Linked DNA regions of Homo sapiens: all the other regions are linked to region 1. The links are chromatin contacts, found by Hi-C or POLR2A ChIA-PET in ENCODE. All regions are on one chromosome and are shown on one strand. Each heading gives the region's core, a stretch centred on a gene start or an enhancer-like site at or near the end of the contact. The rest is flanking DNA. Distances are from core to core; before and after follow the strand shown. Region 1 holds the start of CASD1 (CAS1 domain sialic acid O acetyltransferase 1). Region 2 overlaps CDK6 (cyclin dependent kinase 6). Region 3 holds the start of FAM133B (family with sequence similarity 133 member B). Region 4 holds the start of CDK6-AS1 (CDK6 antisense RNA 1).

Region 1 (3,095 bases), core at 580-3,079:
AAAAGGAGGTTCACAAGCTATTTACAGTATTTAAGAAAGCCTTCTGGAAATTGCAATTAATAGAATGTCAAGTTTCTTTACTTTTTGCAGGCATTAACTCAACCCTTTGGGTTAACACTGGTTATTGCATGCTGATCAGAAATTCTAATTTGCTGGTAATGACATCATAGAAATGTCTAGGATGTGATTGGCAGACCATATATTGTTGGCAGAGTTATCTGGTTTTTACAATACCCAATTCTTACAACATGTGATCAACCTCTGATCAGAATGACAGCCAAAATTAAAAGACTATTTGCAGGGAACAGTGCCTAAGTGTTTGTACACTTATTTAACTTTATTGCTTATTAGCATTACATCCATGACAGTGATGTATGTGATTTCATTTAAGTGACAAAATCTTTCAAGATATAAAGTCCATGGATGAAAACATAATAAAGAGTCCTTGGATGAAGAGAATGGGAATGAGTAGACAAGATCTCTACAGTCCCTTCATATCTAATATTCTATAATTTTAAGAGGGGCCTATAAGCACAAGTTCAGGAATGGCTAAATGGGAAAGTTGTAAAGAATACTTGACAACACCCCAACTAAACAATGACTCACTCTAAACAAGGCAAGGCAAGTAGAATGGCAAGCAATGTAAATAACCATTCCCATCTGGAAGGCAACAAGAAAAACCATTTAAAAAAGGTGGGGTGGGAGCGAGAGGAGAGTAGGGATAACAATGCTTTATTAAGGAAATGGAGTGCTGGCTTTATTGAGAATCACAAAACATTAACCAACGTTAGTAGCGGGGATGATTGTCATAAGCACATTAAGAAAAATTTTTTTTGGCTAGGCTTGGTGGCTCATGCCTGTAATCCCAGCACTTTGGGAGGCCGAGATGGGCAGATCATTTGAGGTCAGGAGTTCGAGACCAGCCTGACCAAAATGGTGAAACCCCCGTCTCTATTAAAATACAAAAATTAAACGGGTGTGGTGGCGGGCGCCTGCAATCTCTGCTACTCGGCAGGCTCAGGCAGGACAACCATTTGAACCCAGGAGGGGGAGGCTGCAGTGAGCGAAGATCACGCCACTGCACTAGAGCTTGGGCGACAGGGTGAGACTCCCTCTCAAAAAAAACGAATTTTTTTGGCACATCGACCTAGCCAAACTTGCGTAAATACAAGTGAGAGTCAGACTCTTTTCTCATCAACACCTACACTAAGTTAGGCTCCTTCTGTACCTTCCATTCGGAACTTTGGTGTACTTTCGCCCACCAGAACTGGGCAAACTGAGGACATTAAAAAAACGGTTTAAGAGAAACTGGCCAGAGCGGTGAGTTAAGTGTTAAGACTGGTTTCACTCCTGGGTTGGATGCCAGCAATCCATCGGCCAGCACCATCAACTGGATCCATCAATCCAATCTGGCCAGCACCCAGGGGCAGCCAGACTGACCAGCCAGGCCACGGATAGCCAGACAATAAACGACCTTAGGGTGTCCTTCGCATCCCGCTGGGCGGGTTCTGGCAGTAGAAGGCTGAGAAAGGGGAGTGTTGGGGAAGGAAGGAATGGGACGATGTGTACTTTTCTCCCGGAACTGTAGTTCTATTGCCCCAACCTGGGCTCAGGTAGCGGCCAGTAAACTAGGAGACAGCCCTAAGGCTCGCGTCCGGGCCAGGCGGGTACCCCTAGTACTCTCTCCCCACACCCCCATGGCTCTGCCGCAGCCGCCGCCGCCCGCCGGGGCGCGTGACCCGGTGACCCCGGAGCACTGGGCATCCGGACCCCCCTCGCAGGCGCAGCCGCTATTAAGGCAGGAGGCTAAAGAGGAGGAGGAAGGGGAGGAGACAGGCGTCCAGGGCGCCTGGGGAACCGGCACGGCGGAGCAGCGGCGGCGGGGCTGGGGGGAGGCCGCCGAGTCGGCCGCGGCCGAGGAGGGGCAGGCGGAGGTCGGGGGCGCCGCGGCCGCGGGGTCAGGTTCCCCGGCGGGAGGCGCAGGTGGCGGCCTGGGGAGCTGGCGGCCGCTCCTCGCCTGGCTGCAGCGGCGGCAGCCCCAGTGCTGCCCCTGTGCGGCGCCCCTTTCCCGCTCCGCCGCGCACTGTTGTCATGGAGGAACCAAGATGGCGGCTCTGGCCTACAACCTGGGCAAGCGGGAGATCAACCACTACTTCAGCGTGAGGAGCGCCAAGGTGCTGGCGCTGGTGGCCGTGCTGCTGCTCGCAGCGTGCCACCTCGCCTCCCGCCGCTACCGAGGTGAGCGGGCCCTCCCCTCTGCCCGGGCAGGCCGTGGGGGAGGCGGCGACGCGGCGGCTGGAGGCCGCCCCCATCGCCCAACACACGCCCACGCGGCCTTCCGCCGGCCCGGCCCGCGGGGGAGGCGGTTCCCCCAGGTGTCCCCAGCAGCGGCCGGCGCCCGAGGCCAACTGAGTGGACCCCAGTGGGGGCCACCAAAGGACAATGGCTGGTGGTTCTGGGCGCCCCGAGCCGCCCGCGCTGGGGTCGGGGGCGCCAACCCTGGACCTGGCCAAAAGTGCTGCTGAGGTCCGGCTCCTGAGCGGTCTGGGTTCGGGGAGACGCTCCAGATCAGGGGCTCGCGTGCAGGAAGTCGGACAGGCGGTCCTTGGGGGCAGCCCGGGGCGCATGAAGCCCAAGGCCGCCCTGCAAGGGGCACCGCTGCCAGCAGTGGGGTCGCAGGTCCTGCCTCTTAAGGGTCCGGCTCCTTAGCCTTTGTTTAATTTTGCCTCTGCCCTGTAACACCCAGTCTGGGCTGTTGGACAGCGGCAAGGGCCGCCCCCATTTTCCTTTGCCAAAAGGGCGACAGCTGGCAAAAGATGCCTGTGGCCAAATGGAAGAGGTGCCACCCAGCTTTTGTGATGCAGAAACGTTTAAAGGCTTCGGAGTGCACACTTTTTACAAAGTTAAGGCACCAGAGCAGATTTTTGGAAGGAAGTTGTGGGTTGACAGGCGTAAAGGTGGGCAGTTGAAAGCAAGTTGTAAGCACTTTGAAAGCAGGCCTTGGCCATGGGTTTTGAAATTGGTGTAAAGGGGAAAAGGAAATATGACCTGATTTGAGAATGAATTATCTTTCAGTAATCAAGGGATATTTACTT
Region 2 (3,396 bases), core at 344-2,843, 1.9 Mb before region 1:
CGATAGGCTGTAAGCTGGGTTGAGAATGATTCTGAAGTGCTGTGTAGGTGGAGCAAGAGAGAGTGCTACATTAATCAGTAACACACACCTCTGAAAATGAACTAGCTAAGTGAGTCAAGTTTTCTCTCATGATAGGCTGACTTCAAAGCAACATTGATACAAGGAATAAAAATTAGAAAATACAAAAGTAAGTCTGTCTAATAGAGACATTTCAACAGCAAATACTACATACATTACGGTAACTAAAATGTGGCTCTCAAAACTACTTCTTACTTTTAACCTCTGAATCCACTGGTTTTGTCTTCAATACAACATTTTTTGCCAAAGGGAGTCTTATGGGCTCTGTTGTGGGTGTGTCTTTGAGTATATAATTATCATCACCTCTATGCTCACACACCTTTCTCTTGCAAAAACTCTAATATTGACATCAGCCGGATGTCAGCAAAATGACATCTTTCTGAGGCTGAAGGTTTTCATGTTGCCTTTGGGGGAAAATAATCACTAGACATTTTCTGAAATGGAAGTGTCTGTTGGCTGAAGTGGCTTCTTTAAAAAGAAAAAAAGAAGCTTTGCTCAAAATGGAACCAAAAGTATCAGTCATAAAGCATTACAAATGATCTAAAAATATTCTCAAATTGGATTCAATCATTGGTTAAAAATAGTCCAAACACTGAAAGACTGATTTTCTCATTTTTTCCTTAAAAAATTATAATGTGCTCAACATATAAATAAGGGCTCTGGCCCTTGAATGTCAGTGATGTTGTCTACCAGTGTCTAGTATTGTGAGTTTAGTGTGGTGATTAATCAACAAAAGCTAGCATTTATTTTATCAGAATAAAATTTTACTGGCCCAACAGCAAGTTTAACTTTTTCAAAAAGCTTATTTACTGAATTTATATTTTGAATGATTCATCATGGGTACTGTTAAAAATAACAAATTATTGCATACCTATATCAAAACATCTCATGTACCCCATATATATCTACTATGTATCCACAAAAATTAAAAATAAAAAATTTAAAAAGTAACAGATTATCTTGATTATAAAATATATACGCATTGTGGAAAATTTGGAAAATAGAGTAAATAGATGAAAATAAATTACACAGCATCACTTCCATTCTTTTCTCTTTTTATATACAAATGGATATGATGGTATCTCTAAAGATCTTTTTTTTTTTTTTTTTTTTTTTCCAAACAAGCTAAGATGGCACCAATCCCAGGGCAGGATCTGAGTCTTGACTATAGTCCTTAGTTTTGAACAAGTACAGGGTGACAAGAAAGTGCATAACAAAGCTATGACTGAATAAAACTCAAATCTTGGTGAAGAAAAGAAATCAAGGACACATTAAAAAAACTATGGGTACACACATTTTCACTTCTTAGTTTATATCTTATGGCAGGGAGCAGGAGTAATCTTTTCTTTTTCCTTTATGAATGGTAAAGACAACTGGTATCCTGTCTGAATATAATATGCCTATCCAGCACACTTTGGGTAGAATCCAATGATGTGTGATAACTCAACAATTTGGTACAGGAAACAGAGCCCACAACATTCCTCAGAAATTTCACAGACAATCTAGACAGAACAGACCTATTTGAATAGGGTTTTTTGTTCAGTAATATTTGAAGGATGCAATTTTTCACGGTGGACACATTGGGTTTGTGACAGATGCAAATTCAGATATGAATAAAACACAATTAAATGATTCAGACTCTTGAACTGTGCTTCCACAGACCTGATTTCTGCATGGGCCAAACAAAGGAAAGTTGGTGTTTGACAACTGTGGATGACTCATCAGAGGAAGTTCTTACCATGTGGATGTGCTTGTTGAAATAAAGCTGGTTAACAAAGCTAGCCTTTTTTTTTTTTTTTTCCCTCTGTGGGCCAGCGAGGGTTTCATTTTAGGAAATGGAAGTGTCAATGTGGACAAACTGTTCTGAAGTATTTATAGCATAATGTAATGTGTTAGTTTCCTTAAACTGCCTTTGGACAAAGAATATGTGAATGGAAAATAAGATCTGAATTTCTAATACTGTCTTGTGTCATCTGAACTGTATTATGAGTATAAAATGATTTAGCACTGTGATATGTACACAGTGTGATAGGAATGTAGTGTAGCTACAGTGGGGTGTGCTAGTGGCTTTCCAATTAATTTTAAGAGCTCTTTTATTCATTAAGGATATTACACCTTTGTCATATTCATTCATTTTCTCCAAGATTATCACATGCTTTTTAACTTGGCAGTGTTTTTATTTTCTGATGAACAAAAGTTTTCAATTTTTATATAATCAAATATATTAGTATTTTTGTTTGTGACTTCTTAATGCTTTGAAAATATATCTCCATTCTAGGGTCACAGATACTTCCTATAGTTTCTTTATTCTTTTATGGCTTCACTTTTAATATGTAACTCTTTAAGCCATCTGTCATTTGCTCTGTGGTGAGGAATAGTGAGAATCTAATCAGGTTACCATTTTTCCCCCATGAAATTGACCAATTACCCTATTCTCATTTGTTGCATATGCCGTTCTGTCCTCCCAGATTTGTGATTTATGATAAATTGCATCACTTCCTAAATTAGGGTTTCAAGTCTCATTCTCTATTCTGTTCCATTAATGTCTGTCACTTCTGCTGGTACCACATTATTTTTATTACTGTAGTTGCATAATGTATTTTAGTGCTTGGTAGCAGGAGTTTCTCTTCATAACTTTTTTTTTTTGGTAACAAAAAATTCTTGGCTATTTTCACCAGTTTAACTCTTCCAAATGCATTTCAGGAAATCCCACTGGAATTCTGACTGGAGTTGCATAAACCTATGAATTAATTTGGAAACCTTTTATATCCTTACAACTATTCAATCTTCCTGTTCAGGAAAATGGAATATTTAATATCTTTCTAATAATCAAATATTCTCTATATCTAGGAAAGTCATTTTTATGTATCTCAATCAAGTTTTATAGTTTTCTTGATATGGGTTCTACACATTGACTTACATCCATCTACATTTTTGATTTTTATACTGGGAATGAGATGGAGCTGCTGCTAACTCTGGAGAAACTTACTGCTGATCTTTTATCTTTGGACATGATCCTGACTGTTCTCCTAAGTGATGGATTATCTTAGATTTGAAAAGTATAGGAAGTAAAGGACAAGAGGGACATGTGGGGGGATGTAGTAGAGTCTGTTTTATATTCATAGTGAGAAGACTCTGAACCTCCCAGGAGGGCTCTAAAGGTTAAAAAACATGCAACCAAAAGCACCGAGGATTAGTAAAAAGAAATAATGTGCAGTAAGTGCTCAGAGGGATGACTCATTGCATTGGATCATCTTTGGGAAACCACCTACTAAGCAGAATTTAGCAGCTAAAGCGTTATTTTTGGTGCACAGTTTA
Region 3 (3,194 bases), core at 347-2,846, 1.9 Mb before region 1:
AAAACTGTGTAGCAACTCTCCCCGTCCCTCTCTTGGTCCCGCTCCTGCCATGTAAGACGCCTGCTCCTGCTTTGCCTTCCACCATGAGTAACAGCTCCCTGAGGCCTCCCCAGAAGCAGATGCCGCTAAGCTTCCTGTACAGCCCATAGAACCGTGAGCCAATTAAACACTTTTCTTTATAAATTACCCAGCCTCAGGTTTTTCTTTATAAAAGCCATGCAAGAACTGGCTACTACAGATGGCAAGTGTCATCATTTCGTAAATGTTAAGTCTCCTTTGGTGTGAGACACACACAGCTTGCAAATAATTGTTGAATAAAAAAGCGAGTTCAAGAAACGTAGCACATTCGTTTTACGTGCATTTTCCTCATTTTGCTACTCAGTGGCTAAAACTTTGTCACAGGCAAGCCCAGAAATTGTCAGGCTGCAACCTAAGCTTATTGTTATTTCATTATGTTTACTACTCATTCAATCTGATTCATAACCTGAGTTTTTCAGCCCCCTCCCCGCCCCAGCGGTCTAGAATACTTTCCTCCCATCTCCGCTTCTCAAAAGCACCTTTTCTTTTGAATGCCTTTAGAATCTCTAACAACTATCAAGGACCATTTCCTACTCTTTCTGCTGTAAGTTATTTATGCATCTCTTTTATCTCATTCACTAGAGTAATAATTTTCATGCCCAGTACTCGCTCACACATCTTGCCTTTTGTGATTTCAATTAATCTGTAAGGTTGTAGATAATAATGATCCCCTTTTATAAACGACGGCACAGAGAAGAAAAGTAACTTGTTCTAGGTCACCCAACTTCCGACGGAACAAAACTGACATTCCAGTTTTGTGTTGGACTCGAAAGCCAACTATTTTCACGCCATTCATTCCCTCACAGTGTCTATGGGGGCCAGGTCCTACAGGGCGCTGGAGACACGAAAGCAAATGCTGCCATCCCATTTTCAAACGGGAGCCTGCTTGTCGCTAAAACCAGGCGCGCTGCTGGCTCTCCGGCACAGGGACCGCGTCGAGGCCTCTGTGCCTCCCTCCCACTTGGGTGCGCAGGAGAGGGGTGCGGACCTGGGGCGGCCGATACCAAGGGGCGGGTGAGTCGGATGCGTCCAAGGGCCTAAGTCTTCGGAGTTACATGGCGGGGCCAGGTGTGGGGGGGGTTCCCCGAGCCCTCGCGGTTCTAAGTGGGCACTGGGGGCCCGCGTACAGCAGGCAAGAGTGCAAACCAGCAGCGCCAGAAAGAGCGACGAGGTGAGGGAAGAAAAAAGGGGCGGGCAAGAGAGAGCTGGGAACCCTAAAGCGCCAACTGCGTGCGCGGCGCACGCGCATCTGGGATCGGCGGAGGGTGCTGGGTCTCCAGGCCCCACGTCTGAGGGCTGCCGCTTGCCCTCCGGCCCGGCCGGGAACAGCGAGGGTTCTCGCTGTCCTGCCGCCGGGCCCTGCGTCGCCCCACTGTTTTCCCGGCTGAGTACTCACCACCCGATTGTCCCGCTTCCCCATGGTGCTGGATCGAGCGCACAGTAGCACGCCGAGGGAAACCGGGCCGGAGAGACTGCCGAAGAGGGCCTGCCGCAGGTCCTCTTGCCGCCTCCCCACTCCGCCTAGAGAGCGGCACCACGCGGACTCGACGGCCGCGCTCTGCTACAGCGCCCCCTATCTCTGTGGAGGACAGGCCGGCTCCAGAGATCGCTGCAGTTGGCGGAGCGCCTGCAGGAGTCCGGTCGTTCATTAGGCACCCAAGAGCAGGCGACGCTGCGCTTCTGCACCGGAGCCCCACCAAGGCAGCTCGCTTCAGTTTGGCCTTGGATTGTTTTGCTTTCTTCCATTCTTTTTTTTTTTTTTTTTTTTTTTTTTTTTTTTAGACAGACTCTCGCTCCGTCGCCCAGGCTGGAGTGCAGTGGCACGATCTAGGCTCACTGCAGCCTCCACCTCCCGGGTTCAAGCGATTTTCCTGCCTCAGCATCCCGAGTAGCTGAGATTACAGGCGGCCGTCAACACGCCGGGCTAAATTTTTTGTATTTTTAGTAGAGACAGGGTTTTACCACGTTGGCCAGGCTGGTCTATAACTCCTGACCTCAAGTGATCCGCCCGCCTCGACCCAAAGTGCTGGGATTACAGGCATGAGCCACTGCGCTTGGCCTTTCTTCCATTCTTGATACACTGAAATACTCATTCGAGGGGACACAAAGATTCTCCCGATGCTTATTTTGTGCTTGACAGAGTGCAAGTGCTGGGGACAAAGTGAGGACCAAAGAGCCTTGGTCCCTCACGGAGCCCATCAGCTGGTGGGGGGAAAGGCAGTGCTGTCATAGACGCTGCTAACGAAATCACCCTTTAATTTCAATCCCATTCATTCATCACCTGTGCATTCATTTCACACTAATTTTTGAACATGTAGTTTGTACAGTTTTCACTAACTGGGTGGCTGGAAGCTGGAGCTGGGTAGGGCACAAAGATGATTAAGAAAAATCCCTATCGTCAAGGAGCCTGTTTATAAACTCGTAAGGGCAATAAACACACACAGGGCCAACTTTACTGCATAGCATATCGTAATATTGGCACTACTGCACTGCAACTTTAAGGAAGATGATCTGGGCTCCAGAGAAGATAATCATATTTAGTAAGTATTTATAGATAAAGCGACCCCTCTGGGTTCATCTTAGCAAGTATCATTAGGAAGTAGTTGAAAATCAATTAGGATCTTCTCCGGACTCTTGGAAATGGCAAAATGGGAATTACACTAATTACATACAAGAACATGCTTTAAAATCATCTTTCCCGATCTCTGCCTCCCTCCCTCCCTGCATTTTTCATGCTACACTATATGACAGATGCTCCCAACTACCATCTTCTGTCTCAAAACTTTTCCAAACTCTCACATGCAGTCCTTGGTGGTTCTGCTCCCTACTAAGTGTTGATTCTTCCTCAGTAACCCACTTTCCAAAATGAGGCCTCCAGTCTCTCATTTCTCCTCCTCCTCCATTACCCCCGACTTAAGCTGGGGACTCTGACTGAAGACAGGCTTCTTTTTATACACAAGAGGAAGAGGAGAACCTATTAATATTAAGTTATTCTTTCTTTCCTGGCTTATTTTTCATGTTTTAAATATTCTAGGCATTTGACAGATATTATTTTTAATACTCCAACATGATAAGCATGATAATACCTGTGAGAGAATATAGTTTTTTTTTTCCCT
Region 4 (3,225 bases), core at 649-3,148, 1.7 Mb before region 1:
AATAACTTCAGGAAGGGGATAGCATAATCGCGCCTCGTCCTTAAGTTTTAAACTGATTTCGACCTGAGCAAAACTCAACCTCCCTTTCAAAGGGTGGGGGGTGGGGGGTTAAATCCTGCGCCTCCAGGGGTGAGAGAGAAGGTCTCTGTCCTCGGGGCCCGGACTCGCGAACCTTTTCCCATTCCCAGGACCTCCCCGCTGTAGGTAGCAGAGGTGGCTGCCCCATTCCCCCTCCGGCTAAAGGCCCGGTCCAGTCTGCAGCCGGACGCCCCCGGAGCCCTCTGCACAACAAAGCGCCAGAGTAGGGTACCCTAACTTTCCCTCCCCATTCAGCAGCTATCTGGGACCTAGGGGGCCTCCCTCCTCCAGGGCCGCCGCGGCCTCGGCAGGACTTTCACCACGACGGCCGCATGTCCGGAATTCCCGGGGCACCTCGGAATTACCTGCCTCGCAACCGCTGGCCCGCTCGCCTTTTGCCAGGAATTAAACAAACGGCGCGACCCCCACGATGAGCGGGTGGAGCGGACCGCGGCGAGAGCAGAGCTTCTGGCACTCACTACATTCAGAACTTTCCTTAAAAGCCGAGGAAAGAGCCCCCAGGGACTGCCCGGGGGTCTGAGCCAGGTCGAGGGCCACACAGGTAGCCGGGGAGCCGCCGCCGGCCGCCCAACCCGCCTGTCCTGCATCCCCCCAACCCCCTCCCGCTCGAGTCTAGCCCCGGGCTCCGCAGCGAAGGAAGCGTCGGGGACGTCCCACCCCCGCAGGGAACTGCGCCTGCTGCCCCCGCCGGGCCCCGCACTGCCCTGGCTCTCCCCCCACTCGCCCCCCAGACGGTCGGCTTCGGCGGAGAGAAACGGGAGCAGCAATGCCTTTTCCCCCCCTCTCCTCCACTTTTTTTTGTTGTTGTTGTTGCTTTCCCACGCTGGCTGAATGTGACTTGACCCCATTTCAAAAAAAGTTTGACATAGTGCTTCAACATTTCCGCATTCCTCCGCGACTACAAAGGCTGCAGCCGCCTCCTTCTGCTTTCTGTCTCTGCTCTCTGTCTTCACACTCAATGAAATCCTTCATGCGCCTCTCCCGAAGCCTGCCAAGCACCACAAGGGTCGCCACCAGCACAGCGACAAGAGGCCACACCGGGGACCGCGACTCCCGCGTGTGCGCACACGCAGATGCGCCCATATGCACACGGACGGGCGCGCTGCGGGGACCAGGGCTGCTCACTGCGGGGCGTGTGTTTAACTCCAATATTTTAAATTATAAAAGTAAACTTGGAAACTACAGCAAACGTGCGTCTTCGCGGGGCTCCAAGCCTGGGCACTGGCCGGCTGCGTGCACTTTTCTGTGTATAACACGCCCGCAGGAAGCCTGCGTTAACATTTATCTCGTGGAGGGGAAGGTGGAGCCCACACCCACACCTCAGCGAGCTGGAGAGGGAGTTTTCGAGGGGGAAATGCAAGCACATTCTCCAGCATGGAGTCCCTAGAGGCAGTGCATTTTAAACCCTAAATGTGAATTATTATGTGAGTGTCCGAGTAGAGTTCCAGTTCCGTTTGGAGAAACTGTATGAGGCGTGTTCCGTGTGGGTGTGTGTGCGTACGGATACGTGGAAGCAGGATCTCGGTGTCGCGGGTGTCCCTAGGCTGGGATCTCCCCCTCTCATCAGATAAGGAGAATCCTCTAGCTCCCCAAAACTGGCCCCCATAACCAATCCCGTCTCAGTTCGTAAGGGGTTAACCAAAGCCGATTCCAAGGAAACACAGGTCCCCCCCACCCCCCGCCACCCTCCACTTACCCCACCCACAGTTCTGCCTCGGACCCCGGCCAATCCCCCAGATCTCCCCCGGGACCCCCCACCCCGCAGCCCACCCACCCGAGCGCACAGCTCCTCACCTGAGGGGCCCAGTCGCGTCGGGCCTCCCGAGGGGGCTGCGAGTGTCAGTCGGCTCTCCGCACGTGTCCGCGGCCTCGCGGAGCAGGTAATCAGACTCTGGGGAAGGAGTTACCAGCACTCTCTCCGGCGAGGGGGTGGGCACAGCGGCGGAGGGCGGAGGGACGGCGGAGGGCGCCGCCCGCGCCGCTCGCTGGGGGCGGACGGGGGCCGCTGGGCTCCGGCCGGCGCTGGGGGCCCCAGCCGGGGAGGCAGCTGGGGCGACCGTGCGGGGTGGGGGCAGGGACCCGCGAAGCCAACTCTGCCGGAGACCCACCCCCCGGCGGGGCTGGGGGCTCGTGGCGCAGTGGCAAGAAAGTGTGCAAATTAAAGCCTTCCGGAGAGAAATGAGGCGGCCGAGTCCCGGCAGTGCTCCGAGCTCCGGGCTCCCTAGCTCCCTTCTACGAGTCGGGGGCTAGAAGGGCGCGGTGGGGGTGGGGGTGGGGGGGAGAGTTAAATGAAAATTTCCGGCTTTCGCTGAAACTGTAGTAGGGGGATCCTGCGACTAAAATAAGCGGCATTAGTGGGAGAGAGTGGGACGTGTCGTCGGGAGTCGGCGGAGTTTCCAAACCCAGGGTCGCCCAGAGTTGGGGTTTTGACAGGGTGAAGCGGGGGGCATCCTCACTGTGTGACGTGGACGGATGGGAAAAACACAAAACAACCAACAATAATTATGAGCGGCCAATGGGGGTGGTAAATACCAATACTTTCCAAGAAACTGAAAAATCAGACCAAAAAATAACTCTTCTCTTAAAAAAATAAAGAAAAAGTTTGGCAGGATGCCTTGCAGAAAAGAAAATACTAATCTATCCAAGCACTTTTCACTTTCAGCATGAGCTACATTTGTTTTGTTTTCCTTCGCTTCCTTTCTGCCTCACAAAGCCCTATCTTTTCCTTTTAGACAGAGGATATGGTTTGGAAATTGTCAGGCACTCTTATGGTTAACGATCTACTTGAAGGGGCTGGCGGGCTCACAATTATTAAGTGGTTAGTAACTGCTGAGGGTTCACTAACGTATTTCAGAGGAGCTAAAAAGACTAAAATTTAGTGTAAATAATAGAACTGCAGATAGTAGATACATACACAAAAAGAGGAGTGCTCAGTTTAAATGCATTATTGGAAATCTGAAATTTGAAACCTTGTAAGAATGTATACTTTACCTGCTGAGAAACCCTTGAATACAATTATTTCAGGTGAAAATTAGATTTTGGAGAAAAAAAAGTCTTTAAAACTTTCTACAATGGAGTAAAAGAAAACTTGAAATAGCTGTCTTTTTGGAAAGAATTTGGTGTTCT

Evidence for each region. A loop is a pair of places that touch in the nucleus more often than their neighbours do. ChIA-PET counts read pairs that join two places held with the same protein, here RNA polymerase II (POLR2A). Pooled maps may share reads with other maps.
Region 2: a map with no recorded cell type shows a loop between it and region 1 (6-fold over the local background). The contact joins the enhancer-like site here to the promoter of CASD1 in region 1. A Hi-C loop is called at or near these places in 2 of 37 single-sample maps with no recorded cell type and 3 of 50 pooled maps. POLR2A ChIA-PET finds 5 or more read pairs at or near these places in 2 of 52 experiments (activated CD8-positive, alpha-beta memory T cell and activated naive CD4-positive, alpha-beta T cell).
Region 3: a loop to region 1 is called in a pooled map, with 11 times the contacts of the local background. The contact joins the promoter of FAM133B here to the promoter of CASD1 in region 1. A Hi-C loop is called at or near these places in 7 of 50 pooled maps.
Region 4: a map of CD8-positive, alpha-beta T cell shows a loop between it and region 1 (8-fold over the local background). The contact joins the promoter of CDK6-AS1 here to the promoter of CASD1 in region 1. A Hi-C loop is called at or near these places in 2 of 168 maps with a recorded cell type or tissue (CD8-positive, alpha-beta T cell and naive thymus-derived CD4-positive, alpha-beta T cell) and 5 of 50 pooled maps.

The regions. Positions count from the first base shown.
Region 1 is chr7:94,507,980-94,511,074 of GRCh38, forward strand. It overlaps CASD1 (CAS1 domain sialic acid O acetyltransferase 1), which reads left to right and starts at 1,830. Exons shown (of 18, transcript NM_022900.5): 1 at 1,830-2,238. The coding sequence starts at 2,106. RefSeq lists enhancers at 1,115-2,103, 2,104-3,090 and silencers at 1,624-1,843, 1,884-2,033, 2,134-2,493.
Region 2 is chr7:92,631,763-92,635,158 of GRCh38, forward strand. All of the region lies in intron 5 of CDK6 (cyclin dependent kinase 6), which reads right to left. Among named protein-coding and RNA genes, the nearest start is that of FAM133B, 43 kb to the left of the region's middle. RefSeq lists enhancers at 299-388, 499-548. Within about 2 kb of position 1,594, at least 14 of the 41 ENCODE cell types and tissues checked have a DNase peak (open chromatin) inside an H3K27ac peak, as active enhancers do.
Region 3 is chr7:92,588,794-92,591,987 of GRCh38, forward strand. It overlaps FAM133B (family with sequence similarity 133 member B), which reads right to left and starts at 1,597. Exons shown (of 11, transcript NM_152789.4): 1 at 1,475-1,597. The coding sequence starts at 1,498. RefSeq lists enhancers at 1,325-1,384, 1,475-1,754.
Region 4 is chr7:92,834,585-92,837,809 of GRCh38, forward strand. CDK6-AS1 (CDK6 antisense RNA 1) reads left to right here and starts at 1,899. Exons shown (of 2, transcript NR_110088.1): 1 at 1,899-1,979. CDK6 (cyclin dependent kinase 6) reads right to left here and starts at 1,989. Exons shown (of 8, transcript NM_001145306.2): 1 at 1,894-1,989. RefSeq lists silencers at 572-821, 1,932-2,291 and an enhancer at 1,402-1,481.